Regions from separate parts of the Homo sapiens genome. Here region 2 is linked to region 1. A link is a loop called in an ENCODE intact Hi-C map of the cell type or tissue named here. Cell type or tissue: Panc1. All regions are shown on one strand. Each heading gives the region's core, and the rest is flanking DNA. Links, peaks and the distances in the headings are about the cores only. Region 1 has its middle 10 kb from the start of RAD23B. Region 2 holds the start of LOC107987110 (a long non-coding RNA gene).

The links. Hi-C counts contacts between places; a loop is a spot of excess contacts. Peaks named below come from ENCODE experiments on the same cell type or tissue, not always from the same donor. Only the 100,000 strongest peaks of a DNase experiment are listed, where the experiment ranks them.
Region 2: a loop joins it to region 1, with 3 times the contacts of the local background. A loop is called at or near these places in 8 of 110 quality-filtered maps.

What each region holds. Positions count from the first base shown.
Region 1 is chr9:107,264,691-107,281,354 of GRCh38, forward strand. No RefSeq gene overlaps it. Among named protein-coding and RNA genes, the nearest start is that of RAD23B, 10 kb to the right of the region's middle. In Panc1, for the core only: no CTCF peak of the experiment used is centred there; a DNase peak (open chromatin) is centred at 10,431; H3K27ac peaks cover 310 bases.
Region 2 is chr9:107,206,136-107,222,799 of GRCh38, forward strand. It overlaps LOC107987110 (a long non-coding RNA gene), which reads left to right and starts at 16,102. Exons shown (of 3, transcript XR_001746873.2): 1 at 16,102-16,599. RefSeq lists an enhancer at 13,022-13,081. In Panc1, for the core only: no CTCF peak of the experiment used is centred there; a DNase peak (open chromatin) is centred at 7,576.

The sequences.
Region 1 (16,664 bases), core at 9,123-11,622:
CCTCCTAGCTAACATGGTGAAACCCCATTTCTAATAAAAATACAAAAAAATTAGCCGAGCATGGTGGCACATGCCTGTAGTCCCAGCTATTTGGGAGCCTGAGGCAGGAGAATTGCTTGAGCCCGGGAGGCAGAGGTTGAAGTGAGCTGAGATCGCGCCACTGCACTCCAGCCTGGGCTACAGGGTGAGACTTTGTCTCAAATAAAAATAATTTAATAATTTTTAAAATAATGGTATGCTTTGATTCCTTTCTCTTTATCTTTTGCGTATATCTACCATAGGTTTTTGGTTTGTAGTTACCATGAAGCTAGTATAACATTGTATAGTTATACTAGTCTATTTTAGGATGATAACAACTTAACTTTGATCACGAACAAAAGTTCTGTACTTATCCTCCCATTTTATATTTTGATATTTCACTTAATGTCTGTTTATATTGTGTATCTGTTAACAAGTTGGTGGAGTTATAGTCATTTTTAATACTTTTGTGTTTCAACCTTTATCCTAGAGTTGAAAGTGATTTACATACCATCATTACAATAGTTGAGTATTTTGAATTTGACTATTATTTGCCTTTACCAGTGAATTTTACATTTTCATATGATTTTATGTTACTAATTAGAGTTCTTTCATTTCAGCTTGAAGAACTCTTTAATGTTTCAGATCTAGCGGTGATAAATTCTTCAGCTTGTTTGTCTTGGAAAGTAGTTCACTCTCATTTTTGAAAGAAAGTTTCTTAGAATAAAGCATTCTCGGTTGGCAGCATTTTCTCTCAGCACTTTGAATATAACATCCTACTCTTTCTTGGTCTGTAAAATTTCTGCTGTGAAATTCACTGATAGCTTGATTCAGATCACTATGTATGTCATATGCTTCACATAGTACTTTCAAGGATGCATAGAATTTGAATTATTGAGAGGCAAGAGTTATCTGCCCATCAGAGAGGCAAAAAAGAAAATTATAGAACCTATTAAGTATTGGCTGGGGTAGGGGAAACTGCTACTTCCAAATAGTGTTGCTAGAAGTGTACATTAATGCAGCAATTTGGATGAAATTTTAGTAGAATATATTAAGTTTAAAATATACATTCTCTATGACCTAGATAGCTCAATTTTTTGTGCCTGTCATGGAGAAATTTTTAGACATATGCAGAGAGGAAGAAAACTGAGGCACAAAAAGAATAACTAACTTGATAAGGGTTATTTCATAATTGACATGAGGGTTAAAAGTTAATCTGTAAGACATTTAGAAGAGGCCTTGGCACATAATAAGTACTATATAAGCATTTGCTCCCATTTTTATTAGTTAATTGTACTTTATTAATAAATTTTCTGTGTAGTTTTTCTGCTTTGCTTAGTTGGCTCTTAACGCTTTCATTTTCAAGCTGTAGTTTTGTATATTAAAGATGTTAAATTTGTCATATGTTGAAAATAGTTTTCAGTTGCATGTTTTTTTTATTTTATAGGTTTGTTTTGGTTTTTTTTTTTTTTTTTTTGAGACTGAGTTTCACTCGTTACCCAGGCTGGAGTGCAATGGCGCGATCTTGGCTCACTGCAACCTCTGCCTCCCAGGTTCAAGTGATTCTCCTGCTTCAGCCTCCCAAGTAGCTGGGATTACAGGCATACGCCACCACGCCTGGCTAATTTTTTGTATCTTTAGTAGATACAGGGTTTCACCATGTTGGCCAGGCTGGTCTTGAACTCCTGATCTCGTGATCCACCCACCTCAGCCTCCCAAAGTGCTGGGATTACAGGCATAAGCCACCGTGACCAGCCTCTTTATGTTTTATTACATAATGAGATATTAAAACTTTTATGAAGTCAATTCCATTGTGAATATTTTTTAAACTAGAATATTTGCTGCCAGTCAGAAATTTTGCAAATATTTGCTTATTTCTTCTGTTTTCATAGTCTGACTTTTTACATTTACTAATTCGTCTGGAATATTTATTTATTTATTTTTAAATAGAGGGTCTCGCTCTGTTGCCCAGGAGAAAGTGGAGTGGTACAATCTTGACTCACTGCAGCCTTGACCTCCTGGGCTCAGGTGATCCTCCCACCTTAGCCTTCCGGGTGGCTGGGACTATAGGCACACACCACCACACCTGGCTTATTTTTTGTGGAGACGGAGTTTCACAATATTGCCCAGGCTGGTCATCCATCTGGAATTTATGTAAGTGTACATCAATAGGTTTTTATTAGTTTCCTAAGGATGTCACACCAAATTACCACAAACTGGGTGGATTAAAACAAAAGAAATTTATTGAGTTCCAATTCTGGAGATTAGAAGTCTGAATTCAATTGCCAGCAAGGCCATTGGTCTCTCTGAGGAACGATTCTTCCTTACCTCTTTCTGACTTCTGGTAGTTGCTAATAATTCTTAATGTTCCCTTGGGTTGTAGCAATATCACTCCAATCTCTGCCTTCATCATCATATGGCATGCTTCTTTGTGTCTGTTTCCAAATTTCTGTCCTTATAAGGATACAAGTTATTGGATTCAGGCCCACCCTAATCCAGTATGACAGCATCTTAATTTGATAATATCTTTAAGACTCTATTTCCAAATAAAGTCATATTCACCGGTACCAAGGATTAGAATTTGAGCACATCTTTTGGGAGGACACGATTCAACCCACAACACCTTTTAAATACCCAACAAATTATTCCAGCCCTGACACTTTTCCCTATTAAAGATTGTTAACTAATGTTTTATTGTGCCATTAGATCACATATTAAATGAATATATACTAGTGTCTCTTTCAGGCTTTTGTTTTTGACTTTGTGATCTATCTGTCCATTCTTGTACCACTATGAGAGGGAGATATATCTTTAAGTGGTTTTTAATAATTTTGACAAGTAGTTGAATGTGAAGATTTAAAAATGTCATATGATGCAACAACACAACTCAATTATTTCCCTCTGCCAAAAATCTGTACTCTGACCAGCAGTCTTCTTTGTTTCTGACTTCCTTAGAGCCACTGGTTTTGTCATGAAAGTTATGTAGAAGATTTAGAGACACAATTTTTGCTATGATTAGGAGCATGTCCCATTCACAGACCCCCTATGTTTTTGGTTTTATTTTTAACTAAGTTACCATGTGGGCTACATTGGAACTTCAGTGAGGAAACAAAGAAAGAATGAGACCGGCTGGAAATACAATGGGAACAAGAAACTATAAAATCAATTTCACACAATATTCATATATGCAAGAAAAGATGTATCCAGGCTGGGCGCGGTGGCTCACGTCTGTAATCCCAGCACTTTGGGAGGCCAAGGCGGGCGGATCACCTGAGGCTGGGAGTTCAAGACCAGCCTGACCAACATGGAGAAACCCCGTTTCTACTAAAAATACAAAATTAGCCGGGTGTGGTGGTACATGTCTGTAATCCCAGCTACTCAGGAGGCTGAGGCAGGAGAATTGCTTGAACCTGGGAGGCAGAAGTTGCGGTGTGCTGAGATCATGCCATTGCACTCCAGCCTGGGCAACAAGAGTGAAATTCCGTCTCAAAAAAGAAAAAAAAAGAAAGAAAGAAAGAAAGAAAAGATGTATCTGTGGGATAACTGATATCTAAACGTTAAACACTTCAGGTCCTGGGGCTCTCCTTAATTATGGTTGACGCTTGAACAACACGGGTTTGAACGGTGAGGGTCCACTTATACATGAATTATCTTCCACCTCTGCCATCCTGAGACAGCAATACCAACTCCTCCTCTTTCCCCTCCTCCTTAGCCCACTCAACATGAAGATGATGAGGATGAAGACCTTTATAATGATCCACTTTCACTTAATGAATAGTAAATATATTTTCTCTTCCTTATGATTTACTTAACATTTCTTGTCCTCTATTCTTTGTTGTGAGAATACAGTATATAATACATTTGACATATTAAATATGTGTTAACCTTTTATGTTATCCATAAGGCTTCCAATCAACAGTAGGCTGTTAGTAGTTAAGTTCTGGGGGATTCAAAAGTTATATGCACATTTTTAACGGTGTGGGAGTCAGCAACCTTAACCCATGTTATTTAATAATACACAGGTGGTTTAATTATAAACCCCTGTGTTTATAATACATAGTGTAACAGCTCTGCAAAACACAGGCAAGCTTGTATTGCAAAATTACAAATATAATAAGCATGGGTCCATAAGAAGGAACCCATTTAAAGTTTTTTTAAGTACATTTAAAGTTTTTTTTTGTTCTTTGTTTTTTTGTCTGTTTTTTTGAGAGAGTCTCGCTCTGTCACCCAGACTGGAGTGCAGTGGCAGGATCTCGGCTCACTGCAAACTCTGCCTCCCGGGTTCAAGCAATTCTCCTGCCTCAGCTTCCCAAGTAGCTGGGATTACAGACGCCCACCATCACGCCCAGCTAATTTTTGTATTTTTAGTAAAGACAGGGTTTCACCATGTTGGCCAAGATGGTCACAAACCCGCCTGCCTTGGCCTCCCAAAGTGCTGGGATTACAGGCGTGAGCCACCGCTCCCAGTCATAAAGTTGTTTGTTTGTTTGTTTTTAATGTAGTACTCTACATAAAGTTCTTCCAACAAGAAGCCCACATAACTGTACTAATTTACTCAGAATTTATTTTGTGAGAAGATAGTATTCTAATGCTAATACAATTTTCAGAGCACGTATCCAAAACATTTACTAGACAACCAGCTGTAAAAGTAGGATATAGGGAGAGCTGGAAAGATGATGAGTCCCTTGTCCACATCCCACCCCACCCAGAGCCTATCAGGTCTCACAAGCTTTCTGGAACATTCCTTAGTCCCGGTACATAACACAGGTTTTTATTTATCTCTCTTGGTAGGGCTCCTCAGGTCAGAGATTCAAAGACTCACCCAACATAGGGCCTGACATGTCACCACATCCCAAGAAACATTGGAGAATAAATGATAATAAGTTTATTAACAAATAAACACAATTTCAACAAAAGGCCAGCCATGATTTTTAGCTCCAAAGATATGCCAGGAATACTTGAAATATATCATGTATTAAAATCAGCTTTAGCTGAAAATTTAAAAAAAAATGAGAAAAAGAATGTTAGGGAGAAAAAAACTATTTAAACATATTGAACTTTAGCAAAAGATCTATTTCACAATTTATTGTGAACAACTTTTCTACTCTCTCTTGCAAAACTACTGAGAAAATCAGTTCAAATGAGAAAAAGGAATGTTGAGTTGCGTAAACGGTGTTGTTTAAACATAAAAAATGTGAATGCCAGACTTTTGCCCCAGTAGCTCGCTGACTGCACCATAAAACCAATTTTCCAAATCATAGTTAGGTAGCTAAGATGAGAATGGCTTAGTTTTAGGGCTATTCATGTATAATTGGCAAGACTTTGGTGTGTACAAGAATTAAAATTCTGGAAGTTAAAAACCACCTGTACGGCTAAGTGGCTTTCCAAATGCTTGTAACAAGTGTAAACTCATCAGAAAACTATGAAAACACCATTTCAATCCACTTTTGATATTATTGCAGGTTATTAAGTCTTGATTGTTTAATTTTTTTATATAACAATATCATCGTGTTTCAGTTTGCTTTGTTTTGATGGCTAAGTTTTCCTTTCATTATTAATTGAGCTCATTCTCTGCTTCACTTCTGTACTTCACTAAGTACACTTCCTGGTGCTTAAAGAATGTGACAAAGATCTCTGTCTTCTAACAGGGGAGGTGACACTACACAATAAATATAATAAATAAATGATGTAGTGTGTTAGAAGATAAGTTTAAAGGGAGGGAAAAGAAAAGCAGGCTAAGGGGCATTGGAGAAAGCTGCACTGGGAAGTGTTGGGCATTTTGTTGTATGAAATAAGGGCTCAGGGTAGGGTTCATTGAGAAGGTGGGATGTGAACAAAGATTAGGACAAGTTAAGGAGAGGGCAGATAACTGCAGGGGGGGTTGGCATGGTGCAAGTGGCATCCCCATGACAGCTAGGGAAGTGAACTGCTCAGACTGCACTTCCAAAGAAACAAAAAAGCAAAACTTAGCTGTGAGAAGCACAATTAACTGGCAGCTCTTTCAGGGCAGCCCCTAGCTACTGAGCATGGTGACAACACCAGAATCTGGCAGTTTTGTCCACTGACTGCTGGGATGGGCAGTGTTGACTCCAGACCTGCCCATTAGGTTGGTTGAAACTGTCTGATCTACATCACAGTCTGACTCTCTCTCTCTGCCCAATTGTGCTTCCTTTCTACTTTCCTTTCAAAGGAAATATTATCACCATTGTCTAAAGGCTTTCCTTACCAAATCCTGCTTCCTCCCTTCTATTTTTCACAACTGATAACCATCAAAAAAAAAAAGACTACTATTCCTAACTGTTTTGGTGTCTGCTTCCCAGGTACCTGAACTTACACAGTGACTGAACAACAAATAAGAGATTTACAAGGATGAGAAACTTGAGCTGTAAGCAGCAGGATGGAGGTTGAAGAAGCCCGAAGTCTAAGAAGACAAAGATTATAATAATAATAATAATTATTATTATTGGTTGGCCGGGCTGGTCTCCAGCTCCTAACCGCGAGTGATCCGCCAGCCTCGGCCTCCCGAGGTGCCAGGATGGCAGACGGAGTCGCGTTCACTCAGTGTTCAATGGTGCCCAGGCTGGAGTGCAGTGGCGTGATCTCGGCTCGCTACAACCTCCACCTCCCAGCTGCCTGCCTTGGCCCCCGAAAGTGCCGAGATTGCAGCCTCTGCCCGGCCGCCACCCCGTCTGGGAAGTGAGGAGCGTCTCTGCCTGGCCGCCCATCGTCTGGGATGTGAGTAGCCTCTCTGTCTGGCTGCCCAGTCTGGAAAGTGAGGAGCGTCTCTGCCCGGCCGCCCATCGTCTGAGATGTGGGGAGCGCCTCTGCCCTGCCGCCCCGTCTGGGATGTGAGGAGCGTCTCTGCCCGGCCACCCCGTCTGAGAAGTGAGGAGACCCTCTGCCTGGCAACCGCCCCGTTTGAGAAGTGAGGAGCCCCTCCGCCCGGCAGCCACACCGTCTGAGAAGTGAGGAGCCCCTCCGCCCAGCAGCCACCCCGTCTGGGAAGTGAGGAGCCTCTCCGCCCGGCAGCCACCCCGTCCGGGAGGGAGGTGGGGGTCAGCCCCCCGCCCGGCCAGCCGCCCCCTCCGGAAGGGAGGTGGGGGGGTTAGCCCCGCGCCCGGCCAGCCGCCCCGTCCGGGAGGGAGGTGGGGGGGTCAGCCCCCCGCCCGGCCAGCCGCCCCGTCCGGGAGGTGAGGGGCGCCTCTGCCCGGCCGCCCCTACTAGGAAGTGAGGAGCCCCTCTGCCCGGCCAGCCGCCCTGTCCGGGAAGGAGGTGGGGGGGTCAGCCCCCCGCCCGGCCAGCCGCCCCGTCCGGGAGGTGAGGGGCGCCTCTGCCCGGCCGCCCCTACTGGGAAGAGAGGAGCCCCTCTGCCCGGCCAGCCGCCCCGTCCGGGAGGGAGGTGGGGGGGTCAGCCCCCCGCCCGGCCAGCCGCCCCGTCCGGGAGGGAGGTGGGGGGTATCAGCCCCCCGCCCAGCCAGCCACCCCGTCCAGGAGGGAGGTGGGGGGGTCAGCCCCCCACCCGGCCAGCCGCCACGTCCGGGAGGTGAGGGGCGCCTCTGCCCGGCCGCCCCTACTGGGAAGTGAGGAGCCCCTCTGCCCGGCCAGCCGCCCCGTCCGGGAGGGAGGTGGGGGGGTCAGCCCCCCGCCCAGCCAGCCGCCACGTCCGGGAGGTGAGGGGCGCCTCTGCCCGGCCGCCCCTACTGGGAAGTGAGGAGCCCCTCTGCCCGGCCAGCCGCCCCGTCCAGGAGGGAGGTGGGGGGGGTCAGCCCCCCCGCCCGGCCAGCCGCCCCATCCGGGAGGTGAGGGGTGCCTCTGCCCGGCCGCCCCTACTGGGAAGTGAGGAGCCCCTCTGCCCGGCCACCACCCCGTCTGGGAGGTGTACTCAACAGCTCATTGAGAACGGGCCATGATGACAATGGCGGTTTTGTGGAATAGAAAGGCGGGAAAGGTGGGGAAAAGATTGAGAAATCGGATGGTTGCCGTGTCTGTGTAGAAAGAGGTAGACATGGGAGACTTTTCATTTTGTTCTGTACTAAGAAAAATTCTTCTGCCTTGGGATCCTGTTGATCTGTGACCTTACCCCCAACCCTGTGCTCTCTGAAACATGTGCTGTGTCCACTCAGGGTTGAATGGATTAAGGGTGGTGCAAGATGTGCTTTGTTAAACAGATGCTTGAAGGCAGCATGCTCGTTAAGAGTCATCACCACTCCCTAATCTCAAGTACCCAGGGACACAAACACTGCGGAAGGCCGCAGGGTCCTTTACCTAGGAAAACCAGAGACCTTTGTTCACTTGTTTATCTGCTGACCTTCCCTCCACTATTGTCCTGTGACCCTGCCAAATCCCCCTCTGCGAGAAACACCCAAGAATGATCAATAAAATAAATAAATAAATAAATAAATAAAATAAAATAAAATAGCACAATTATAACAATATAAAAAAAAAAAAAAAAAAAAATTATTATTATTATTATTATTCTTATTTTGAGACAGGGTCTCATGCTGTCACCCAAGCTGGAGTGCAATGGCACGATCACAGCTCACTGCAGCCTCAACCTCCCAGGCTCAAGTGATATTTCCACCTCAGCCTCCTCAGTAGCTGGGATCACAGGCATGTGCCACCACACCCAGCTAATTTTTTTTTATTTTTTTGTAGAGGCGGAGTCTCCCTATGTTGCTCATGCTGGTCTCAAACTCCTGCTGGATCACTCAAGTGATCCTCCCACCTCAGCCTCCCAAAGTGTTGGGATTACAGGCGTGAGACATGATGCACAGTCTGACAAAAGGTATTTTTAAAGTTTAATTGTTGCAGGCTGAAACTGTTTTTAAGTGTTTAATTGTGGGATGCTGAAATGCTTTCAATAATGAACATTTTTGTTACAATAAGGCACTGTTGTTATACTTTACAAAATGTCACCACTCTACAAGCATCTAGAATTTGGAAAGAGGTTCTATGAGCATAAAATGTATGTCATAAATCACCAATCTACTTATTAACAATGGGAAAAGGAACAATAGCTCAATGACTAGGCAGGTACTGTGACTTCTATTGTTACGGTTTCTTTCTAATTTGGTCTGAAGCTCTCTCTCTTGACAATGGCCACAAGCCAAGATAGCCACTCTCTAGAAGAGCCCTGACTGGGGCGAAGTTAGCTTTGGTGTGTTGGTCAGGGGAGACACAACGAGGAAGTGAAGCCAAAATGCACGAAACAGAATAAATTTATTACTTATAGATCCCAGAGGTATTAGGGGTGCTGAGAAAGTCTGGAGGTGGCAGAGAGCTCAACCAGTGGGTGGAGAGAGAAAGAGACAGAGAGGGAAAATGGGAGAGCGAGAAAGAAGGAGACAGAAGGAGGGAGAAGGAGTGCAGTGGGAGAAAGAAGACAGGGGGAGAAGAAGGGAGGGAGAGAGAGGACCTGGGAGGCTATGCCTTTATTAAGGTCCATGATCACTATCCCTTAGGCTTTGGTGAAGAGGGCTGGGGATTGGCTAGTTTAAAGAAAACAAATGCAAAAGGGGAAACTACTTACTTGCCCGTGGTGTTGACCATTAGGTTTTATCATGGTCAGCATCTGTGGAACCTGCTGGGATTGGGGTTAGCAAGATGGGGAGCAGAAAGGCTATATCTCAAACAACCACAAGGGGAAATTTTTGAGGTTTTGTTTTTGTTTGTTTGTTTTAGAGACAGGATCTCACTCTGTCACCCATGCTGGAGTGCAGTGACATGATCATAGATCACTGACATGATCATAGCCCTCCTGGGCTCAAGTAACCCTCCTGTCTCAGCCTCCTGAGTAGCTGCCACTACAGGCACACACCACCACACTTGGCTAATTTTTAAATTTTTTGTAGAGATGGCGTCTTGCTCTGTTGTCCAAGATAGTCTCAAACTCGGGGCTTCAAGCAATCCTCCCACCTCAGCCTCCCAAAGTGCTGGGATTACAGCCATGAGCCACAGCACCCGGCCGGGGGGGATGTTTTAATTAAGCCCAAGGTGATAGGGTACAACTGGGTTTCAAACAACTTATGTCAAGCCTAAAAATGGACGCCAAGACTACAACTATATTAAATAAATTTATGCAGTGTGTGTTCTGCCTACAAGAAGCGGTTAAGTGAAACACTTATTTTCCTTAATAGGATCCAGAATCAAACTTTGCCTATTATCGTATTTCTGACACAATGCCTGGTACAGAATAGGTGCTCAGAGAATATTTGCTGGATAGATTGATGTCTGCAGAACACTGTGAGTCAGGGTAGACAGATGTGAGTGAGGAGGATCAGAAAATGCCTAGGAAGTTTCCTAACATGAACGTGCATTCCATGAGCCTCTTTCTCTCACATACCACATCAATTCCATCAGCAAAGCCTGTCAGCTGTAGTTTCAATAAATCCAGAACCCAACCGCTTCTTACCGCTTGTACAGCTTCCACCCTGATATGAGTCACCACTCTCTTCTGAATTATTGCAATAACCTCCTAACTGGCTTCTTTCCATCCATCCTTGCCTTCCTCTAGGGAATTCTCCATACAGTAATCAGAGCAATTCTTTCAAAACATAAGTCAGATCATGTCACTTCTCTGTCTTAAACCCTCCAATGACTTTCTATGTTACTCAGAACTAAAACCGAAGCCTTTACAATGGCTCTCAGCCCACTGTCCCACCTCCCCTTGTCTCTCTCCTCCTTGCTTCCTTGGCTCCTTCACCTCCCCTCCTTGCTATTCCTCCGATACACCAAGGATGCTCCTATACCATGGCCTGGCATCTGCACGTAATAAGTGCTATATAAATATGAACATTTACGGCTATTATTGCTGTTCCCTTTATTCAGTTCTCTCTCTTTCCCTAGCATTGGCATGACTGGCTTCCTTGCTTCGCACTACTCCAATATCACTTGATTAAGGAGACTTTTCTTCATTAACTGGTACATCAATCTGGGCCTCAGCAGAAAAACAGACATCACATTGCTATTTTTGGTGGTGAATTGTATTCTCCCAAAGATATGGTGAGAACTGAAACCCCAGCACCTCAGAATGTGACCTTATTTGGAAATGGGGTCATTGCAGATACAACTAGTTAGACAAAGTCATACAGGAGTAGACAGGGACCCTTAATCCAATATGACTGGTGTCCTCATAAGAAGAGACATAGGGATGTGGACACACAAGGGCAGATTATGATGGAGGCAGAAACCAAAGTGCTGCAGCTGCAAGCCACAGAACGCCAAGGATCGTTGGAAAAGCACCAGAAGCTAGAAAGAGATGAGGAAGAATTCTCCCAAATCTCAGAGGGAATACAGCCCTATCAACACCTTGATTTTGAATTTCAAGCCACCAGAAATGTGAAAATGTGAAAAATATTTTTTTTTTTTTTTGATACGAAGTTTCACTCTTGTTGCCTAGGCTGGAGTTCAATGGTGTGATCTTGGCTCACTGCTACCTCCACCTCCTGGGTTCAAGCGATTTACCTGCCTCAGCCTCCCGAGTAGCTGGGATTACAGGCATGTGCCACCACGCCCGGCTAATTTTGTATTTTTGGTAGAGATGGGGTTTTTCCATGTTAGTCAGGCTGGTCTCGAACTCCCGACCTCAGGTGATCCGCCCGCTTCAGCCTCCCAATGTGCTGGGATTACAGGTGTGAGCCACTGCACCTGGCCAAATTTTGATTATTTTAAGCCACCCAATCTGTGGTACTTTGTTATGGCAGCCCTAAGAAACTAATAATGGATATACTGAAAACATTCACGCAACAGACGCTTTGCAATGATGTGGGAGAGAGCACAGGGAAACTGCAGGGAGAGTACATTTCCCTGGAGTGAGAAATAAGGTCCCTCTAGGCTTGAGGGGGCAAAGTGAGGAGCAGTTACCAGAATCACCTGGGGAAAAGCCACCCTTCAGAAGCAATGACCCTGTATCAAGTGCACTGCCAAACTCAAAGAGGAATAAATTCCCTAACTTCACTCTCCTCCCTCAAACCTATCTCCTGCAGAGATGCCCCAGGAAGCCAATTGCGGTAGTCCTACAGATCAGCCTTCTTGGGGCTAATTTCTGGGTGAAGAAGGAGACAAAAATAATACTGGGGGTGGGGTGGGAATAAAACATAAATGGAACAATCTGTAAAGCAATATTCCTTTTCCAGAGCACTATTCATCCTCTTCATGCATTTTCTTAAAATGGTGCTTATCATCTGATGTATAATTTTTTTATTTTTAGTGTATTATCAGTTTATTATCATACTAGAATATAAACTCCATGGGTGCAAGGATTTCGTTCTGTTTCCTACTGAATCCTTAAAAATTATTTGTTGGACAAATGAATTGTCTAGTCTGGCATTTTTACACTGGATTTTTTAAGTCAGCAGCTGCTGTATCTCTCTTGCTCAGCCTCTTCCCTAAAACCATTTGATGGATTTCCAAAAATGCAAGCAATGCTTGTTATGAAGCATTTGGAATTTAATCTTGGCCCAATAGCTCTAGAAGCGAGGCTCCAGGCCTATCCTACAATGCCTTGCTGACAAGAGCTTCATCTTGATGGTTTTTGTGTCTTGGAGTAGGGGTGGAGGTCTTATTATCTAGCACGTCTAGTGTGCAGTTTTTCTAGAAATTCAAAACAAAATTTCATCTTAACATTGTACTTCAGAAAAATGATACTGTGCAAACATTTTAATTAATTGACATCTAAAATCTACTGTTGCCACAACTGCAGTCATGTGCCACATGACATTTTAGTCCATGCTGAACCATATTTATGCATGACATTTTGATGGAGCTAAAAAATTCCTATCACCTAGTGATATCTTGGGTGTCATAACGTCAAAGTGCTATGCATTACTCACGTTTGTGGTGATGCTGGTGTAAACATACCTACTGCACTGCAAGTCACATAAAAGTCTAGCACATAAAATTATGTATTGTATGTAGTACCTGATGATAAATGATTGTTACTGGTTTATGCACTAACATACTACACTTTTAAAATTTTGAGACAAGGTCTCACTCTGTCTCCCAGGCTGGAGTGCAGTGGCACGATCATGGCTCACTGAAGCCTCGACCTCCTGGACTCTAGGGATCCTCCCACCTCAGCCTCCAGAGTAACTGGGACCACAGGCGTGCACCACCATGCCTGGCTAATTAAATAAAAATTTTTTTTGTAGAGATGAAGTCTTCCTATGTTGCCCAGGCTGATCTTGAACTCCTGGGCTCAAGCTATCCTTCCATTTCAGCCTTCCAAAGTGTTGAAATTACAGGCGTGAGCCACAGTGCCCAGCTTGTACTATACTTTTTTTTTGAGACAGGATCTTGCTCCGTAGCCTAGGCTGGAATGCAGTGGTGCAATCTTGGCTCACTGCAACCTCCGCTTCCCGTCCTCAGGTGATCCTCCCACCTCAGCCTCCCAAGTAGCAGAGACTACAGGTGTGTGCCACCACACTTGGCAATTTTTATTTTTTGTAGAGAAAGGGTCTTGCCATGTTGCCCAGGCTGGTCTCAAGCTCCTGGACTCATGCATTCTGCCTGTCTCGGCCTCCCAAAGTGCTGGGATTACAGGCATGAGCCACTGCGCCTGGCCTTGTAGTATATTTTTTATTGTTCTTTTAGAGTGTACTCCTTCCACCTATATAACAAAAGTTAACTATAATACAGCCTCAGGCAGGTCCTTCAGGAGGTATTCCAGAAGAAGGCATTGTTATCATAGGACATGACAGCTCCATGGGTGTTACTGCCCTTGAGGCCCTTCAGTTTGACAAGATGTGGAGGTACAAGATGGTGATATTGATGATCCTAAAGGCTTAGGCTAATGTGTGTTTCTTAGTTCTTAACAACGACAAAAAGTTTAAAAAGTAAAAAAACAAAAAAAGAAAAAAAATGGCCAGAGGCAATGGCTCGTGCTTGTAATCCTAGCATTTTGGGAGGCTAAAGTGGGAGGATCTCTTGAGGCCAGGAGTTCGAGACTGCAGTGAGCTATGATGATGCCACTGCCCTCCAGCCTACATGACAGAGCAAGGTCCTGTCTCAAAAAAAAAAAAAAAAAAAAAAAGCTTATAGAATAAGGATATAAAGAAAATATTTTTTATTTTTTATAGCTGTACAATGTTTGTATTATAAGCTGTTATTACCAGTCAAAAAGTTAAAAAAAAATTAGAAGTTCATAAAGTTACAGCAAGCTAATTTATTATTGAAAAAAGAAACACTTTAGAGTAGCCTAGGTGTGCAGTGTTTATAAAGTCTATAGTAGTGTACAGTAACACTCTAGACTTTCACATTCACACACCAGTCACTCACTGATTCACCCAGAGCATTTTCCAGTCCTGAAATCTCCATTCATGATAAGCGCCCTACACAGGTGTGCCATTTTTAATCTTTTTATACCACTTTTTTAACCATACCTTTTCTATGTTTAGATACACAAGTACTTACCATTGTGTTACAATTATCTACAGTACTCAGTACAGTAACACGCTGTGCAGGTTTGTAGCCCAGGAGCAATACATTATACCATATATCCAAGGTGTGTAGTAGGCTATACCACCTAGGCTGTATATGTACATTCTCCGATGTTTGCACAACAACCGAATTGCCTAATGACACACTTCTCAGAACAAATTTCTTCATTAAGTGACGCATGACTGTATTTGTGGAAACATATTCTTTTTTTTTTTTTTTTTGAGACAGAGGCTCACCCTGTTGCCCAGTGCAGTGGCGCTATCTCAGCTCACTGCAACCTCTGCCTCCCGGGTTCAAGCGATTCTTGTGCCTCAGCCTCCCAAGTAGCTGGGACTACAGGCACGCGCCACCACGCCCAGCTAACTTTTGTATTTTTAGTAGCGATGGGGTTTCACCATATTGCCCAGGCTGGTCTCGAACTCCTGAGCTCGTGATTCACCCATCTTGGCCTCCCAAAGTGCTGGGATTACAGGTGTGAGCCACCACACCCAGCTGGAGAAATATATTCTTTTATATATCTAGAAAGTTTCTAAGAACTCAAAACAATGCTTACTTCTAGGGAGGTGGGAGGAGGACTTTTATTTTCAATCAATCCCTCCCTTTCTACATTGGCTTTTTTTTTCCTTTTGCCACGAGCAAAAAAAAACTTTTTTTTTTTTGCATGCACTAATATATGTAAAGGCATCTCTCTCCTTTTTTTTCTGCAGACAGTAACAGTTGTAGCAGGAAACTTTTAATATTACAACTGTACAGCATATTTTAAAATATTTTCACATTTTCTTACAACTGTTGTAAATTATAACTAAAATGACCTTACCATGCTTTCAAACAACATGTATAGAGTATCCACATTGTGCTAGCTCCTTCAGATAAGAAGATGCACAGGACTGACTCAGCCCCTGTCTCATGGAGTTTAGAACTGAGTTAGGAGTCAGTCAGCATACACTATTGAGCACCTACTGTGTTCTAGGCACTGTTGTAGGTGAAAACAGTCATGAATACGAGAGTCAGTGTCTCTCCCTAAAAAGTAAGTGGCTTGCCTAGAAAAAAGGCTTAGGTCAGGCGAGGACGCTCATGCCTATAATCCCAGCACTTTGGGAGGCCAAGGCAGGCAGATCACAAGGTCAGTAGTTCCAGACCAGCCTGGCCAATATGGTGAAACCCCATCTCTACTAAAAATACAAAATTAGCCAGGCATGGTGGCGGGCACCTGTAATCCCAGCTACTCGGGAGGCTGAGGCTGGAGAATCGCTTGAACCTGGGAGGCAGAGGTTGCAGTGAGCCGAGATTGCGCCACTGCACTCCAGCCTGGGCGACAGCAGAGCGATACTCCATCTCAAAAAAAGAAAAAGAAAAAAGGCTTAACACATGTTTAATATATATTATTAAATTGGTTGGAGAAGTCCTCTCTAAAAAAGTAAAATTGGAATTGGAACCTGAAGATGAAAAGGAGTTAGTTGTTCAAAGATCTGGGAAGATAGAGTTTCAAGCTGAAGGAACCTCAAGTGCAAAGGCCCTGAGGCTAGAACCAGCTTAACCTGTTTGAGGGTTGAAAGGGAAATGGATGACAGTGAATGAGTGGGTGAGAGAAGGAAAGAGATGAGGTCAGAGAAACTGGCAGGAGTCAGATCATGTGGGCTCTCCAAGGCCACGTAAAGAGTTTGACTTTTATTCTAAAATGTAATGAGATACTAAGCATAGATACAACATGCTCTGATTTATGGGTTTAAAAGGCCACTCTGGCTGCTGGGGAGGCTGTTGGGGGTAAAGGGTGGAAGCGGAGAGACCAGGTGGGACGCAGGTGAAGGATAATGATGGATTAGCTTAGGGCTGTAGAAGTAGAAACGGTGAAAAAAGGCTGACTTGGGGATATACTTTGGAGAATAAGGTTGACAGGGCTTGATAATGAATTGCATGTGGTGGTTGGGAGTGGGTGAGTGAGGGAAGAGAGTTATCAGGGATGAAGACCAGATTTTTGGTCTGAGCACCTGGGTAGACTGTGAGGCCATAAACTAAGATGGGGGAAAACTGGGAGAGGGGCAGTTTGCAGGGGGGAAGGAGGTCCAGAGAGAAATCAATTGTTCTCTTTGGCCACATTAAGTTTCAGAGGCTTGTTACATATTCAGGTGAAGATATTGCTTAGGCAATTGGCTAACTCTATAGCTAAGGGGAAAGGTCCAGGCTGGAGGTATTTCAAAACAAGGGCCAAG
Region 2 (16,664 bases), core at 6,094-8,593, 62 kb before region 1:
AGGAGTGGTTGTAAGACTCTTCTGAGAAAGGGGACAGGCTCGGAGGGAGGGGGGAATCACACAGTGAGATAAAAATTGACATCATTTTTCAAAAAACATATTAAAGATAGGAAAAAAAACAGCTTAAAATAACTGGTTCTCTTTTGGAAAAGAGGGAGCAACGGGCCAAGGATATTTTCTTTTAAACCTATATTTGTTAGATGGCAAGGGCGGCAGCTGGCCAGTAGTAAATTGTTCCTTATCTCTAGACCTAGGCCATTTCACTCTTCTACCCAGAGTTTGAATAATAGATGTTCTGCTCTTCCAAGGAAAACAATGTCATTGAAAAAGGTGGAACAGGATGGTTTGTTTTTTATGGACAAAGTTTCATGCACTGTGTCAGAAGTCATCTATTTCTTTCCCAGTTGACCCAACAGCCCAACCAGCTGACCTTGAAAAGTCATTTTCTTTCTCTTTTCAGTACAGTTTTAAAAATTGAAGTGTTCTTAGAATTGGAGAGACAAACCTAGGAATGAAGCTTGCAGCAAAAAAAAAAAAAAAAAAAAAAAAAAAGGTAATCGATCTGTTCAAAAGTTCTCCTGATAAGACTGAACAGTGAAGGCTAAGGATTATGCAGTGATGGGGAAGGAACTAATTTACTGGCACCTGTTAGTCCTCAATACTCAGCTTGATGTTGTGAATTTAACAACAAACAAGACAATCCCTACCCTCAGTGCACTCACAAACAGATAGAAAAATTACTTGAACAACTAGTTTGGAAGGGAAATTTCCAGAGGTATTCAATGGGATGAAAACTCTGGCGATCTTCGGATTTATGGATCACTTTCTGATCAAGTCTGATGGACATCTATACCTGCAAACATAGTATACGTTCAGTGATTGAAAAGTCGAATCTTGTGTAATAGTACTCAAAGCTGCCAAATCATTTGAAATTATGACTCTCTTCTCCTTCCTAGGAGGAGGGGGCAGAGAATGGAGAAAGGGGGAAATGCGGTCATTTTCTCCACCTAACAATGTTCCCCTCCCCCAGCTGATCAATGGCAGTTCCTGATCCCCTCAAGACTGGGTTAGGGCATGGTTGGATAGGTGTCAGTGGTAGGAAAAAAAGGTAAGGGTAACAGGTAACATCTTCCCTGACTGGGTGTATTGTAAGCAGTTTGGGCAGTGGGGATGGGAAATGTTAAAGCTGCTTTCTAGGGAGCTCACTGATAAGCTTCCACAGGCCATGCCCTTGATCGAAGTAAAAGCCCACTGATCCAGCATTACTCACTCTCTCCTCTGCTCCTAGGAATCCAGAAGTGCAACTTACCCTCGGTTGAGGCCATTTCTCCCCACTTGATAACCCTATTGGATAAGATGATAAGATGATCCCACCCAGGGTTGTCAGATAAATTGTTCTGTCTTTGTCCAGAAAAAATCTGAGAGTGAAGACTAACCCCCAGAAGGAACAATTCTCATCCTCTGATATCCTGGGTGGGGTGGGGGAATGGGGGTCAGGCAACAGGCCCGTGTGTTCCCCTAACTGCTCACTGCATGGTGCCTTTGAACTCCTCTTCCTTGACAAGGTGAAGGGGAAAGCTCCCCTTTCAACCCTCCTCCTTGGATGGAGAACTCACAACTCTTGTGGAGGACTCACAACATAGCCACAACTCTTTCCAAAGAAATCCCCATAAATTTTTCCTAAATCTGCACTCTCTCAACCCTATTATATCCTGGGTATGGTGGGGGTTAGGCAAGCTACGGTTTTCAATTTATCTTCTCTAGAATTTCTGCATATGACCTAAAATCTACTATAGAATGTATGGTGTTGCATAAACTGAAACCTTCAATATAATATCCTGTTTAATTTTCAGAGACAAAGTTGAAAATAAATTACAGAATTTATTAATAGCAGTAAGTGCTTGATGCTCCTACGCAAAGCCCTTGTAAGGAATAAAGAATACAGATGAGGCCAAAGCCTCTTGCTTCCCAGTCATTAACTCTCTCCCTCTTCCATTCCCCAAACACCAGGGTGGGAGGCTATCACTGCATTGCAAGGAAAGACCGATGTGAAGTAGCACCCCATGACTACTAGAGGAAGTGGAGCATGTCAAATCACTAAAAAAAGTACATCTGACCCCAAATCAAGTGCTGAGTAATCCAGGCATCTTGGCGCAGAGTGAGAACAATGAACAGGGTCAAGTTGTCATCTGGGAGAAAAGAACGCTGATTAGAGATGAGTAAGTGTCTTCCACCACAGTAAAGGACCCAAGACCTTTAACCAGTTCTTAGAGCAGGAAGTAAAAGAAGAAGGGGCAGGAGAGCCCACCTTGTAAAAACTGAAGAAGTGACAGAGAAAGAGATTGGCTTGGTTTCTGCCACTGAGTAATACAAAGCCTTCTAACTGGCCAAGTTATGTATCATGAATAGGCTACAGTTGTGCCGCAAGACCTTCAATCCATAAACCTTTGGGGCTGCCAGAGACCCTGGATGGGTCACCTCTGACCATGAGCAGCCTTATTTGGGGCTCTTCAGAGGGTGGCTCAAGATTAGTGGGATCAGTCTGTATACCCCACAGTCACTGTAGGCAGGAGTGTAATAAGCACCACTGTGAAATAATGGCTCAGCTTCAACATACTGAGCAGAGCCAAGGAGAAGCCCTTCCATCCAGACAGCCACACCAGCAGCTAAAATGGTGTGGGATTGCTGGATCAAATGCTGGATCTAATGGATGAGCGAACAGCTCATCATGGACAAGTGGCCCATGGGGCTTATAGAGAAGTTTGTGTTCCTGATGTCCAAGGTCTATAGTACACAGACTAAGGTGCCACCTGTCTGCATTGAAAGACAGGGACCTCAAGCTCCTGAGGTGGCCTGCCAACATATCTGGAATTTCTGGTCATTTGTTATTGATGTGCACTTTAATGGCATTCAAGCCATCTGCATGGCAACTGCTCTAATGATATGTGAGAGTTCTGTAAATGAGAGTCACATTATTATTCTGAAGTACCAGATATGACAAAGTTAATTACATTTGAAAAGCATTTGCATTATCACAAGACATTTCAATAGTAAATTTGTCAATGAAAGGATGGTCTATTATAGTCCTAACTATAATTTCAACTATTATGAGTTTTGGAATTGTTGTAAAACAATAATCTAAATACTATTTTATGACATCTTCATGCAAATTCTCTCACTGATGGTGAATATCCAAAATTTGAAGAGATCATTGTTAAAAAACTTTTGATCAGGAATTGAGTGTAGCCATTTCAAGCATCAAACTTGATATTAAAAAGTTGTGTTTCTAAAAGTAAACTCTCATTTTTAAAACTGACAATACCCTATTTAGATGTTCTATGCAAACACATCTAATATCTTTCTCAATTTTTTCTTATAAGAAATTGGCTTCGACATACATATTTTAAAGTTTTGATGTTTTATAAAGAATATATTCCTTGTGTATAGCATCCAAGGACTGTTCCATAAAAAATTTGATCCTCAACTATGGCTCTCAGTCTTCAAGATTCTAGCATGAACCTCCTCTCCTTTTAAGAGGAGGGTTCACAACTACCTCGTTCTTGGGACCCTCCTTCCCATGGGAGGAAATAGAACAACCTGGGTCCTGTGTTTTCCCAGGTGTTTTATCTTATTAAGTCGTGTTTTCTTATGTGATCACCTTTTTAAAGAAATATTTAAAAACAATTTTTAAAGACACATGGTGGAGATTTCTTAAAGAACTAAAAATAGAACTACCATTTGATCCAGCAATCCCACTGCTGGGTATCTACCCAGAGGAAAAGAAATCATTATACAAAAAAGGTATTTGCACACACGTTTATAGAAGCACAATTTGCAATTGCAAAAATGTGGAACCAATCCAAATGCCCAACAATCAATGAGTGGATAAAGAAACTGTGGAATATATATATGATGGAATACTACTGAGCCATAAAAAGGAATGAATTAATGGCATTTGCGGCAACCTGGATGGGATTGGAGGCTATTATTCTAAGTGAAGTAACTCAGGAATGGAAAAGCAAACATCGTATGTTCTCACTCATAAGTGGGAACTAAGCTATGAGGATGCAAAGGCATATGAATGATACAATGGACTTTGGAGACTCACGGGAAAAGGGTGGGATGGGGGATGAAGGATAAAGACTACAAATTGGGTGCAGAGTGTACTGCTCAGGTGATGGGTGCACCAAAATCTCACAAATCACCACTAAAGAACTGAAGTAACCAAACACCACCTGTTCCCCAATAACTAATGGAAACAAAAAATTTTAAAGACAATTCAGTCTACTTTTAGCATATGCTTCGGCTAATTTTACTATTTTCATTATTTTATCTTTAAAAATATTTTCTCTACACTTCTAACTTATTTGTAATATTTTATCTTTTTTCTCCTGGTCCTACACCATTGTAGAATGGGAAGATTGGAGAGGTGAAGGTCCTCAGGGACTTTTTTTTTTTTTTTGAGGCGGAGTCTTGCTCTGTCGTCAGGCTGGAGTGCAGTGGTGTGATCTCAGCTCACTGCAACCTCCATCTCCCCTGTTCAAGAGATTCTCCTGCCTCAGCCTCCCGAGTAACTGGGACTACAGGTGCGCACCATCACACCCAGCTAATTTTGTGTTTTTACTAGAGACGGGATTTCACTATGTTGGCCAGGATGGTCTCGATTTCTTGACCTCATGATCCACCCACCTCCTCAGAGACTTTTCAGAAAAGACATCATAAAAGGGAGCCAGGTCAGAGAAAAAGGCTATTCAGCCAGGTCCACTCCTCAGGAAGCCTTGCTGAATTTCTCCTATGTCATCATCCGTTGTTCACCTACTACCTGGAGGCACGTGCACAGGCTTTTGCTAGTCATCACAATGACTCAGCGGCCTAGGTATTAGTAGGTCCAATTTACAGAAAAGGACACTGAGGCTCAAAGCGATCACTTAGCAATCACCCAAGGGCAGCAGACACATCTTTAGTGAGAAGGTGAGTGCGTCAGGAGTTACAAAATCTGTTTGATTTTGAACCTGTGCTCTTTCTGCTCCTTCAGTGCTTCTCAAACTTTAATGTGCTTATGAATCACCTGGGCATCTTAAACTGCTGATTCCAATTTAGCAGGTCTGAGGTGGAGCCAGAGATTCTGCATTTCGAATAAGCTCCTAGGTGAGGCTGAGGCTGCTCCCCTGAAGACCACACTGGAGCTGAAATATGCACGTGGTCTTCACCAGGCCTCTCTGGGTACACCGGCATCAAGGAGGCAGCCCAGATAGAGCTGTCGAGGTTATCATTTACAGCAGATTTCTCCTTTCGCTGACTGGCTTTGATCAGGGTTCCAATGGATGGCTAGCAAGAGCTAATTACAATCCCAACTAATTCACTGTGTCAGTTGTTATTCATTAACAAATTATGTTCCTGACAAACTGCTCTAGTGTGGTACCCTAAGTACTGTAATTAAAATCTTAGAAAGTTGCCTGTGGGCCTAATTGATTTCCTTAATGTATTACTCAGACTAAACATTCCATTATTTTGTGTCTTGATGTTTATGAAGGGGCGGAACTGCTGCTGCCACCCAGGCGGCAGATAGATCCATCTCTGGGTTAATGGGGGAGCTTTTCTGCTCTTGGGTCCTACTCAGTTCCCCAGCAGCACTGCCCAGGCATTCAAATGACAGTGGCGTTTCTCTCCTCCAGAAGTGTTTACATAGAAAGGGATGGAGGGCAATTGGAATTACGTCTATAATTTGTATTTCCTTCTTGGGTTCCCAAGCTTTCAAAATTTATGATGACTCTTTAGCGTTGCTTCCCGAGGCTGTAATGATCCCATATCCTATAGCTCCCCGTTTACCACTGAGCACCATGAGGCAGAACAGGAGACGGAGCTGGGGTCAGTATCTAAAAATGTCTGTGCTTCGTCCAAAGCCGTGTGTGATGCAGACAAATCCAAGTGTATTTGGCAAATGTGGAATGTTATGAACAGCCAATATGTATACTGCAGTTCACTGAATTGGACTACGTTTATTCATTCATTCATGTATTCAACAGCCTCTGAATAAGCACCTAGCACGGGCCAGGCCCAATGCTAGGTTTAAAACACAAATAGAAAACAATCAAAATAAGCACAAACGTAATAACAGCAAACAGTCATGTATTGTAAGCCAGGCACTGTTCTAAGTGCTTTAAATATATCCACTCCTTTTATTTTTGCTTATTTCCTTTGAAGAAAGTACTCCTATTATCCCTATTTTACAAATAAGAAAACTGAAGCAAAGGGAATTTAAGGAACTTGCCTAAGGTCACACAGCCAGGATTCAGGTCCAAACAGTCTGGCTCTGAGTCCTCGCTTGAACTACTATGCTATACCGCCTCCCTTCAGTATTATAATAATAATAGCTGGTGAGTATTCATGAGTAAATCCTCATGAATAATTTTATACTCACAAACTCACAAAAAACCTAATGAGGGCTAGGCATGGTGGTTCACACCTGTAATCCCAACACTTTGGGAGGCCAAAGCAGGAGGATCGCTTGAGCCTAGCAGTTCGAGACCAGCCTGGGCAATATAGTGAGACTATGTCTCTACCAAAAAAAAAAAACATTAACCAGGCATGGTGACATGGGTCTGTAGTCCAGTTACTTGGGAGCCTGAGGCAGGAGGATTGCTTGAGCCTGGGACATAGAGGCGGCAGTGAGCCGTGATTTCACCACTGCACTCTAGATTGGGCAACAGCGTAAGATCTTGTCTCAAAAAAACAAACAAACAAAGCCTAATGAGATAGGTCTTTATCCCCATTTCACAATTGAGGAAACTGAGGCACAGAAAGGTTGCTGAACTGCCCCCAAAGTCTTGGGTTGTAAGTGGCAGAGTCAGGATTTGATCCCAGGTCTGGAACCTAACATTTCAATCTCCACGCATCCTATGTAGAACTAGCAGAGATCTGAGAAATCAAATAGGGATTTGGGGCCAGCACCATCCAACCAATTTAAATAATCAAACTCCGGGTATCCCTGCCCTAGATCTCCAGCAAATGAAGCTACGGCCCAGGTGGAAAGTGTAGAGCTGGAATGTGAAGCTGTGGGCTGCCCTCCGCCTCTGCATTAGAGTATCTCTTACACAGCCCTAGTTCTCTGAAGTTCCTTCCTGTGCCCTCTGCCCTACTCACCTTCACTCAGCATCCAACACAATGCGGGTGGATCACATGTGTCCAAAGATAAACTTAGCAGGCTCACTATACATTGCATGATATGCTACATACTGTATGTTAAACTAAAATGTGCTTCATTTGGGAACACCCCTTTTTTTATGAGTGTACATCAAAAATGCAAACTATGAAAGGCAAATATTTCTTACGGTTTCGTAATTCTTAACAAAAAAAGAAAAAGAAATGCTAGCTATGAGGTCTTTTGGAAGAATTGGGCTATTTTGTTTGCTAGAATAGGAGACAGGGCTTTTTCAATAGGTTATTTCTCACGCTGCATGGATGCGTTAAGCGAGGGCTCTCACCTTCTAGTGGCTGCCCCAAGAACGATGTGGTTCATTAGTGTGTTCAAGCCCTTTCCTTGGTTCTGGTACTTTACATGAGTCAACACCATTACCCTCTGAGTCATTTCCTGTAACCCTGGTTCACAGGCTTCCACATCACAAGTTGTGTTATTTCTGCTTCTCTTCAACAAGTGCCGTTGCATACACCCAATCCAGGCCCCTCCAAATCACTTTTCTCCTAGATTTCTGCCCCAGGCATCACAAATTCCTTTCCCTCTGGTTTCTGAGAATGATCTTACTATGCACCATCTTTAGTGAGCTCCTTTCAATAGTTTCCACTCGTGGTTAAGCACTTTCTCCCCTCAGCTAAACCAACTGTGTATCCTTCCATTGAAATGTCCCACTAGTAGAACAAACTGGCTTTTCATTCATCACTCTCAACACATGATGTTCTTAAATTGTTTTTTAAAATGCATGTGTGGCCGGGTGCGGTGGCTCATGCCTGTAATCCCAGCACTTTGGGAGGCCGAGGTGGGCAGATCACCTGAGGTCAGGAGTTCGAGACCAGCCTGTCCAACATGGCAAAACCCTGTCTCTACTAAAAATGAAAAAATTAGCCAGGCGTGATGGTGGGTGCCTGTAGTCCCAGCCACTCAGGAGGCTGAGGTAGAAGAATCATTTGAACCTGGGAGGCAGAGGTCGCAGTGAGCCGAGATCACGCCATTGCACTCCAGCCTGGGCAACACAGTGAGACTCTGTCTCAAAAATAAATAAATAAATAAAATTAAAATGCGTGTTTGTGTGTTAGCAGTCAATACCACAAATTTTTATTCATATTACTAAGCAAAAACTAGATTTAAGAAAACTAGATTTAAGTTTAAAATATCGTGTAGATATATTCATCCCAGCAAATTCCATTGTCAATTCTTATGTAGGACTTTGTAGCATTGATGACTTGGCTAATAAAAATGCTGTCGGAAGTTAAGAACTACTTCTGGGCTAGTGCTCCCTTTCAATAAGAGTTCTTAAAAACACTTGACCAAACTAGGGAACTTGGTTATGCATTACAGATTTTTCTCTCTACACAAGCCACCATTTTTAAGCAAAGAAGGAGTCAGTGCAATTGTCAGAAAAGTGTCAACCATTCTCTCCAATTTATTTGATATAAAAAAAATCTGGTTTAGGATATGTATTCAGAATACAGACTATTTGTGAGGCATGATGCTGGTACCTGGTAAAGACAGGATTTCTTTCTTTTTTGTTTGTTTGTTTTTTACTGAAATGGCCATTGGGATGTTGCTCAGAGTTTTTTAGTGTGGGGAGGCTGAGAGGCTCTCAGGCTCTTTGGAATGAACTTATTTTTGGAAAATTACCAAGATTGATCACATAGTTACATAAGTATAAAGCAAGTACCCATTTCTTGTCCTTGGCGACAGCAGTGAAGTCACCATAAATCTGAATGCTGATGGTGCAGATTAAGATGCCAACTCTTTTGGCCAGTGATGTAAGTACGTATCTTTAGCCAGGACCATGCCCTTGAAGAGGGGGAGAAATGTTTTGCCCAAATGTGAATCTAGGGCATTGGTATTTAAGTGGTATTTGAAGAGTAAATGATAACAACCTTGTGGAATGTACTTTCAACAATTTGGGTACTTTCAACTTTTTTTGAAGCACAGTTTTTAAAGACTTTTTAAAAGATATTTTACATTTTACATTGTATTCCAGTAAACACACGCAACAAATATCTTAACAGTAACAAAATTTCATTAAGCAATACTTATCTTTATTATATGTAATGCTTTCTGCTATGTCTATATATTCCTATTTCATTGTTTTTAATGTTGGTCATGTCCCATTTAATTGATACTACAACCTGTTAATGGTTCGTAATTTGTAGTTTGTAAAACACTGAACTATTGTGATTGCTTTATCTGGATCCAGTGGTCAACCACATTCTGTGAAGGGGAGTGGTTAAGAAATGAGTAAGCCTTCCACTGAGCAGAGGAGCACCTTCTCCAGTCTGTGGAGTCCAGGAGGTTTGGGGCCTTAGACTTTAAGGTTTGAGGACCTGTAGTGATGACAGCAAGGTACTATAAAATACTTCAACATAGACAGTGAGATACTACATATGTGCCAGTTAGTTGCAGCTTTAATTAGGAGCGGCCAGGGGTGGTCAGCTGGCACTTTCACCTTGAGTCCGCCCACCAGTGCTTCTGTTGTCTGCATCTCAATCAATAGTCAAAGCTTCACCATTGAATAACTTACACACTGAATATCAAAAATGGGTTTTTATTGGCCGGGTGTGGTGGCTCACACCTGTAATCCCAGCACTTTGGGAGGCCAAGGTGGGCAGATCATGAGGTCAAGAGATCGACACCACCCCGGCCAACACGGTGAAACCCCGTCTCTACTAAAAATACAAAAATTAGCTGGGCGTGGTGGCACGCACCTGTAGTCCCAGCTACTCAGGAGGCTGAGGCAGTAGAATCATTTGAACCCAGGAGGTGGAGGTTGCAGTGAGCCGAGATCACGCTATTGCACTCCAGCCTGGTGACAGAGCGAGACTCTGTCTCAAAAAAAAAAAAAAAAGGAAGGGGGTTATGCAACATCGTGTTCTATTGATTCACTTAACCAATTTCAGAAATGATCTTTTGTTGGTAACATTAGAAGAATTCTTAATGTGTGGACTGGCTAAAATATCTCTACCCCCATCTAATCAGAGTATTAGAATCCAGGGAATCTGGTAGCCTACTACTCTGGGAGACTTGATTGCTAAAAGGCTCTATGTGCAGCCATCGGTGTGTAGCCATCGATGTGGAATATCCTTGCTATCTGATGTTGACTATAAGGGTAACAGAATCCTGCCTCTGAAGTATTGGCTTTTGTCTCCAGTGAACAGAAGTTCACGCGAGGTGTTCATCAGAGCATGTAAAAGGCCAGACAGGGGCTATGACTTCATCAAGCCTCCAGAATAGGTCATATGAGCCATTTTGTGCTCACTTTCTAGTGAATGTGTGTTTAGCAAATGCCTGCTTGTGTAGCAGAATTTGGTCTGAGAATTGCTTTCATTGTAACCCAGTAGTGAGGTTGTGTGGGAATGGCAAACTGTTACCCCCCCCCTCAAACTTTGGGTGGTTTGTGTTATCTTAAAAAAAAATAATAAAACCTAAGAGCTGTGATTATCAAATTGATTATATTCAGTTCATAGGCCCCTTCCTCACTCGCAGATATGTGTGGAGAGTGAAGGATGCTGGAGAAGCAGATAACTTGGGGAATGAATGGTTGATAAACATGCCCAACAGCACAGGTGTGTGGGGCATGGGAACGATCCCTGGATTCCCAGAATTCAATTGTGGAGGAAAACTCAACAGAGGAAGGGTGTTCAAAGGATGGGGGCTCAGGGCCATATTACTCTAGATTGTAAAAGGAAATATGACCTTATTTGGTAGTCAAAGGCTGGTGAGGACTGGAAATCCACAGGTCATATTTGAAATCACAGTCTACAACAAGAAGGCTTTTGTTGGCATTCCACTCCATATAAACATTAACATTTAAGTTATGAAGTAGACTTTCTCAGGGTAATATTGTAGAGGAAAATGTGGAGAGACTCCATGTGTTCCTGAGATGCACCCACTGCTGTGTCCCAGGCCTTTCTGACAAGTCAAACAAAGGGAAAAGCCCTAATGGAATAACCATTGAGGAAGGGGCTATCTGCATTTTGGGACTATTTGGAAGGAAGCTAGTAGAGAAGGCTTGAGAAGTGTCTGGGAGAGATGAAGATGGGAGGAAGAGCTTGAGATCTGTGTTGCCTATCGCTCCCTGGCCCAGCTCCATGAACTAGGTCTGATCTGTCTGGGCCATAGGCAAAATCAAAAGGAGACACTAGGATGTTGCACACCGTGCATTGGGCCTCAGAAACTAAGTATAACACCAAAGGGGAGAGGAAATTTTCTTTTATTGCTGTATGGATCCAACACAGAGAAAATCCAAGAGATTGCAGAGCCATGTAGGAGCTAGAGAGTCAGGGTCTACATCCTGGGTATCACCTGGAGAGTGCAGACTCAGCACAGGCATCAGCATTGTCACCCAAGACATCAGTGACAGTACTGAGGCACAACTGCCGAGGGGCGTTCAGTGGACATTGACCGTGTAAGCCAGAGAGGAAGAACTTAAGATTAGGGTCATGCAGTTCGGAGCAAGAGCCAAGAAATTTTCATCTTTACCCTCAGTGTGCCTCCGTTGTACCTAAATATACAGGTAAGACTTGAGGAAATTTGAATTATATTGGAGAATCTTATTGGAATTATGATGATTTTGGATTTTTCCACAAAAGTAGAGCCCAAGACAAGCGTTTGTGCCAGTAGTTTATCTGGGAAATGATCCAGGAAAGAGAGGATAGGAGGGAACAGCACTGTGAGAGGACATTATCAAGTTGGTCACCGCTTTGTGACTAGGGCTTGACCCCACTAAGACCTTCTGAGGAGCCATGTAGAATATGCCTCATTTATCCGTCATTTATCTATCAGCTCTCATCCCCCATTAGAAAAGGGATGCCCTGTTGGGCTTTAACTCCCCTGCCCTTTCAAGGTACACATGCCTGAGTGGGTTTCCACAGCCATCTCACAGCACAGCATTTGAGAAGTCCCAGGGCAGAAAAATGTGATGCAGATGAAGTGAGGCACTGTCAGAATATATTTGTGCAAAACTAGTTGCTGCAGCAATGACTGGAGTAAAATATACACTGAGAAGCTGTGAAGATGTGAAGTGGTACACACAAGATGTCTGACAGAGTACATCTCCTGCACTGCTCAGCTCCACTCATGCCCTACATTATTAAATCCTGTTCACCAGAGAGCTCAAGGTGGTGGCCAACCACAGTCTCTACAAAGGTTTTAATATGGAAAGCTTCCTGAATAAAGCTATAGTCCCTATTGCTGCAACTGGTGGAAGGGGTTTGATGCAATCAAACTGTTACTAGGTGCCTGTTTGGTCTCTTCAAGTGATGGGGCCATTTAGAGCATTAATATCAGTCTCTGTTGTTGCCAGGTTGGGCCCTCAGCTTTAATGAGATGGAATCCAACGCCATTGCAGTCATGTATAACTTCCATCCTTGTACCATATAACCACTCCACCATAAGCCCATTGCACAGAGCTGGAGTGGCTGAGACAGAGGGTGGCTGAAATCTGCAGGACAAGTGATCTGTCAACTCAATTGATGACGGCCTCCTCCAGATGACTGTTCTTCACTGGGCATTACCATGAGACACAGAAAGCCAATGCTTTATGCTTACTTTCATGGGTCCATGGACATGCCTCTTACTTACACTTCTTGTCTTTGATCGTCCAAGCTTGCCTTTTTTAGGGCCTTGATTAACGACCCAAACCATTTGCCACTGCCCAAGACTCTACGTACATTGCCACTTCAGGGCATTTCGCCCACCATAAAAAGTAACTGCCACTGCACTGTTCTCAGCTTTACTCACTTCCCCTTTACCACTTTCTTTTAGGGGAACACCCTTCAAGGCCATGCCTGGGTGCTATATCCCCCGATCTTATGATTCTGAGGGCAGAATCATGCCCAGATCATGATGGGTAGCATCTATTCATAATTATTTGATGTCCTATAGCCAGGTACTCATTCTCTATTAGAAGCCAGAACATGCCAGGAGGTGCTCTTCAAATGGAGACTATTTCTCTGCTGCAGAAGGCATGTCCTTTGCCCCAGAACCCTACTGATGTATATTATGATGCTCTTATTGGAGTTTGCAAGAATATCCACACACCTTGTTTATCCACAACAGACTCCTTTAGCACCATTAACCTCGTTGGCTTATATCCAGCCTGGACCTGCTGCAAAGCTCTCTCTTGCTCTGGCAGTACTCCCAAGGGCTTCCCTCCAAATTCTAAGCAGCTTACCAAGCACCATGACTCTTTCTCAGTGGTAGGAGGATGCGAAGTGCAACTACTTGTCACTTATCTCAAAAAGCATGTCCTGGTAAGTCCCAGACCATTGAACTTCTAAAATATTCATTGACTTGGAAAGCCCCTTAATCTTTATGGGGTTGTCTCCTGCCCTCTGGCATGCATTTGTCCTATTAGAACATCCAGACTACTTGTCACTTCCTACTCACCAGGTCCAATTAGCATGATGTCACTAATGTAGAGGATCCTCATGACATTCTGTGAAATGCCATAATGATCAATGTTCTCGTAGACTATATTATGGCAGCAAAAAGTAAGATAACATCTCTGTGTCGAGGTAGTGAATGTATACTTGCATCCCTCCCACATGTGAACTTACTTTTGAGCCTCCTGAGTCATGGGTATTAAAGAGAATGCATTTGCCAGATTAATTACCACATACATTATACCAGAATAATGAAAGCTGTGCTGATCTACCCAGGGAAAAACTCCACATTTCTCCACAGCGTCTGTAATTGGGGCCATCATCTGCCATAACCCTATGGCTTTTATAAAAGTCATACAGATAATCAAATAGGAATATGATAAGGACCACCATCCCTACAGCCTTTAAATCTTTAATGATGACATTAGCCTCTGCAATTCCTCCCAGGGTATGGTATTGATTCTGAGTTACTATCTCAGTCACAAAAAGACAAATGAGGGGGTTCCCACAGCTTCAGGGCCTTCCACTTAGTCCTTTCTTCCCTGATGGCACAACACAGAATATGCCATAGTGTTTTCTGCCCAAGGAATGGATGGAGGTAGCCCTTGTCCACTGGCTTTTATCTCCCTATTAGTCAGGATTGCCCCTGATCTTCAATCCCTCAACCCTTCCAGATTTTGCATGCATGAGAGCTAAGTAGCCACCATATCAGTGATGTTCCAGGGCATAAGAACAGATGCAGCTGAATGGAGGTACTATCAAAATACACCTGCACAAAGCTAGTTGTCACATCTGTAATTAAAGCAAATGGTGGCCAAGAAAATGTGAGGTGGTGTACACAAGTTATCCTATATGGTGGTGCACTACCAATCTTTACTGCTTACTAATTAGTTATGACCTCCCACATCCCCATCTAATTCATTACTAATTAATTGCTACCTCTAGAATAGCACAACGTTGGCTTGCCCAACTCCTAACTTCATGATGCCATTAAGTAAAAGACTAGGCCTTCCACAAATTGTCTTGGTCCTTAGACTTTTCACATACCTCCCAAATGAAAAAGAAAGTGGGATGGGCATAGTGGCTCATGCCTGTAATCCCAGCACTTTGGAAGGTCGAGGCGGGAGGATCACTTGAGGTCAGGAGTTCAAGACCTGCCTGGCCAACAGGGTGAAACCCTATTTCTACTAAAAAATATAAAAATTAGCTGGGCCTGGTGGCACACACCTGTAATCCCACCTACTAGGGAGGCTGAGGCAGGAGAATTGCTTGAACGCAGGAGGCAGAGGTTGCAGTGAGCGGAGATCGCACCACCGCACTCCAGCCTGGGCTACAGAATGAGACTCTGTCTCAAAAGAAAAAGAAAGTGATTGAAACTTCTCTGGTGGAGGATTAGAATTCCTGGAATAGGTATATTCATTCTAACTGGGTTTATCAAATCAAAAAAGAATCCTAGTCAATTTCATGTGACCCACAGAAAGCATAGAATGCCATAGGCCCCCCTGAGAAGTGTTAGATGAGGCAGGGTCCTGAAAGATGTCGTGAAGAAGCTAGCCTCTACATTCAATTATAAAATTTAAAAAGTAAAAGCCTAGTTTTTCATAAGCTAAAAGGGAGTATATGGCCCACTTGATGAGAAGTCCCTTTCCTTCCCTAACTACTTGGAAGAAATACCCTGTCAAGTGAGTTGAGGCCCTAGGATAGGCAATTAAGTGAGCAATGAAGCCTATGACAGCAGCTTCTTGATTCCCAAGACAAAGACTGGGGAAGGAGTAGTGCCAGACCCTGAAAAGGAAGCTTAGGAATTGTCCCTGGATTGAGGCTCAGCAGGGCTGCAGTGCCGGTTCCCTGAACAACACAGAGAAGAGGAAGTTTAAAAATCCACAGGAAGAGCCTCAGTTAGGTACAAACGATAATCCTTATATTCAGAGGGATATACAGTTCATGAAACTTTTGCCTCAAGGTTTTCTTCTTTTGGTTTGATCTTAACTACAAGGGAGCAGGGGGCGTACCCTGTAGCCTCTCCTTCTGATCCCCTTCTGATGTCTAAACCTTTAAATTTGATTTTCCTTTTTTGGCCCTGAACCCTTGAAGAGCAGAAAATTAACATTGTGTTTCTAAATTTGTCCAGAACAAATGTTCACTGCTGCTGTAAGGATTCTCTTCCTACTCAGGTGTAAAGCTTTCAACCCCTGGATCAAAAGTTGATATGTTGTCCCTTTTTTGCTTATCTATCTTTTCTAAATTTTCTATAATGAACATGTTCAGGCAGTCCTTGCTTTGCACAAATTCCTGTGTGCACAAATTTCAGTTACCATGGTTTAAATAACACCAGTCCCCCAGCAACACGGTTCAAATTCCAGTTTCCACGGTATATTAACTGTGAAACTTCCCTGCTTAGTCTTGAGTACACAAATCACTACATAAATAATGGATGTACATCATCATCATTAGCCAACCACGTCCCTCCTTTCAGTTCGTCCAGGCTCGGTCACTGCACATCTGTTATTCAGTTCACTCACAGACAGCAAACCAAGGGGTTGTGCTGTCTCCTTGTCTCCCAGGGATAAACCCACATGACAGTTTACAAAAACAGGTAATCATAAGAAGCAAATGGCCCAGATGAAACACAGCAAAAGAATGAGAAGTGGTAACACTGGGAGTGAAATTTGAACCAAGCGTAAATGGAGTGATCGTAGAAATAGCTGACTGTGGAATGTGGACACTCTCTGTATCTGCAGCCTGGGAAGCTTAAAGAAGGTGAACTTACTGACACCAGTTAGAAAGTGACTGTGATGAAACGATGAAGATGCTCCAGAGGAAGTGACACCAGCAATAGGAAAAAAAAAACAAACCTCTCACTGAAGGAACTCTCGGAGATATTTCATGACACAGAAGGCACAAAGGATACAATATTGGCAACTAATCGAAACTTAGAAATGATATGACAGCTCACCAAGGCATAGAAAAAGATGCTTGCTCTATCATAAGTTATAGAATGAGAAGAAGGTAAGCACCATTCAAACTATTTTTGATAAGTTTTTTACACAGACAAAAAACCTTTAATTCTCAGT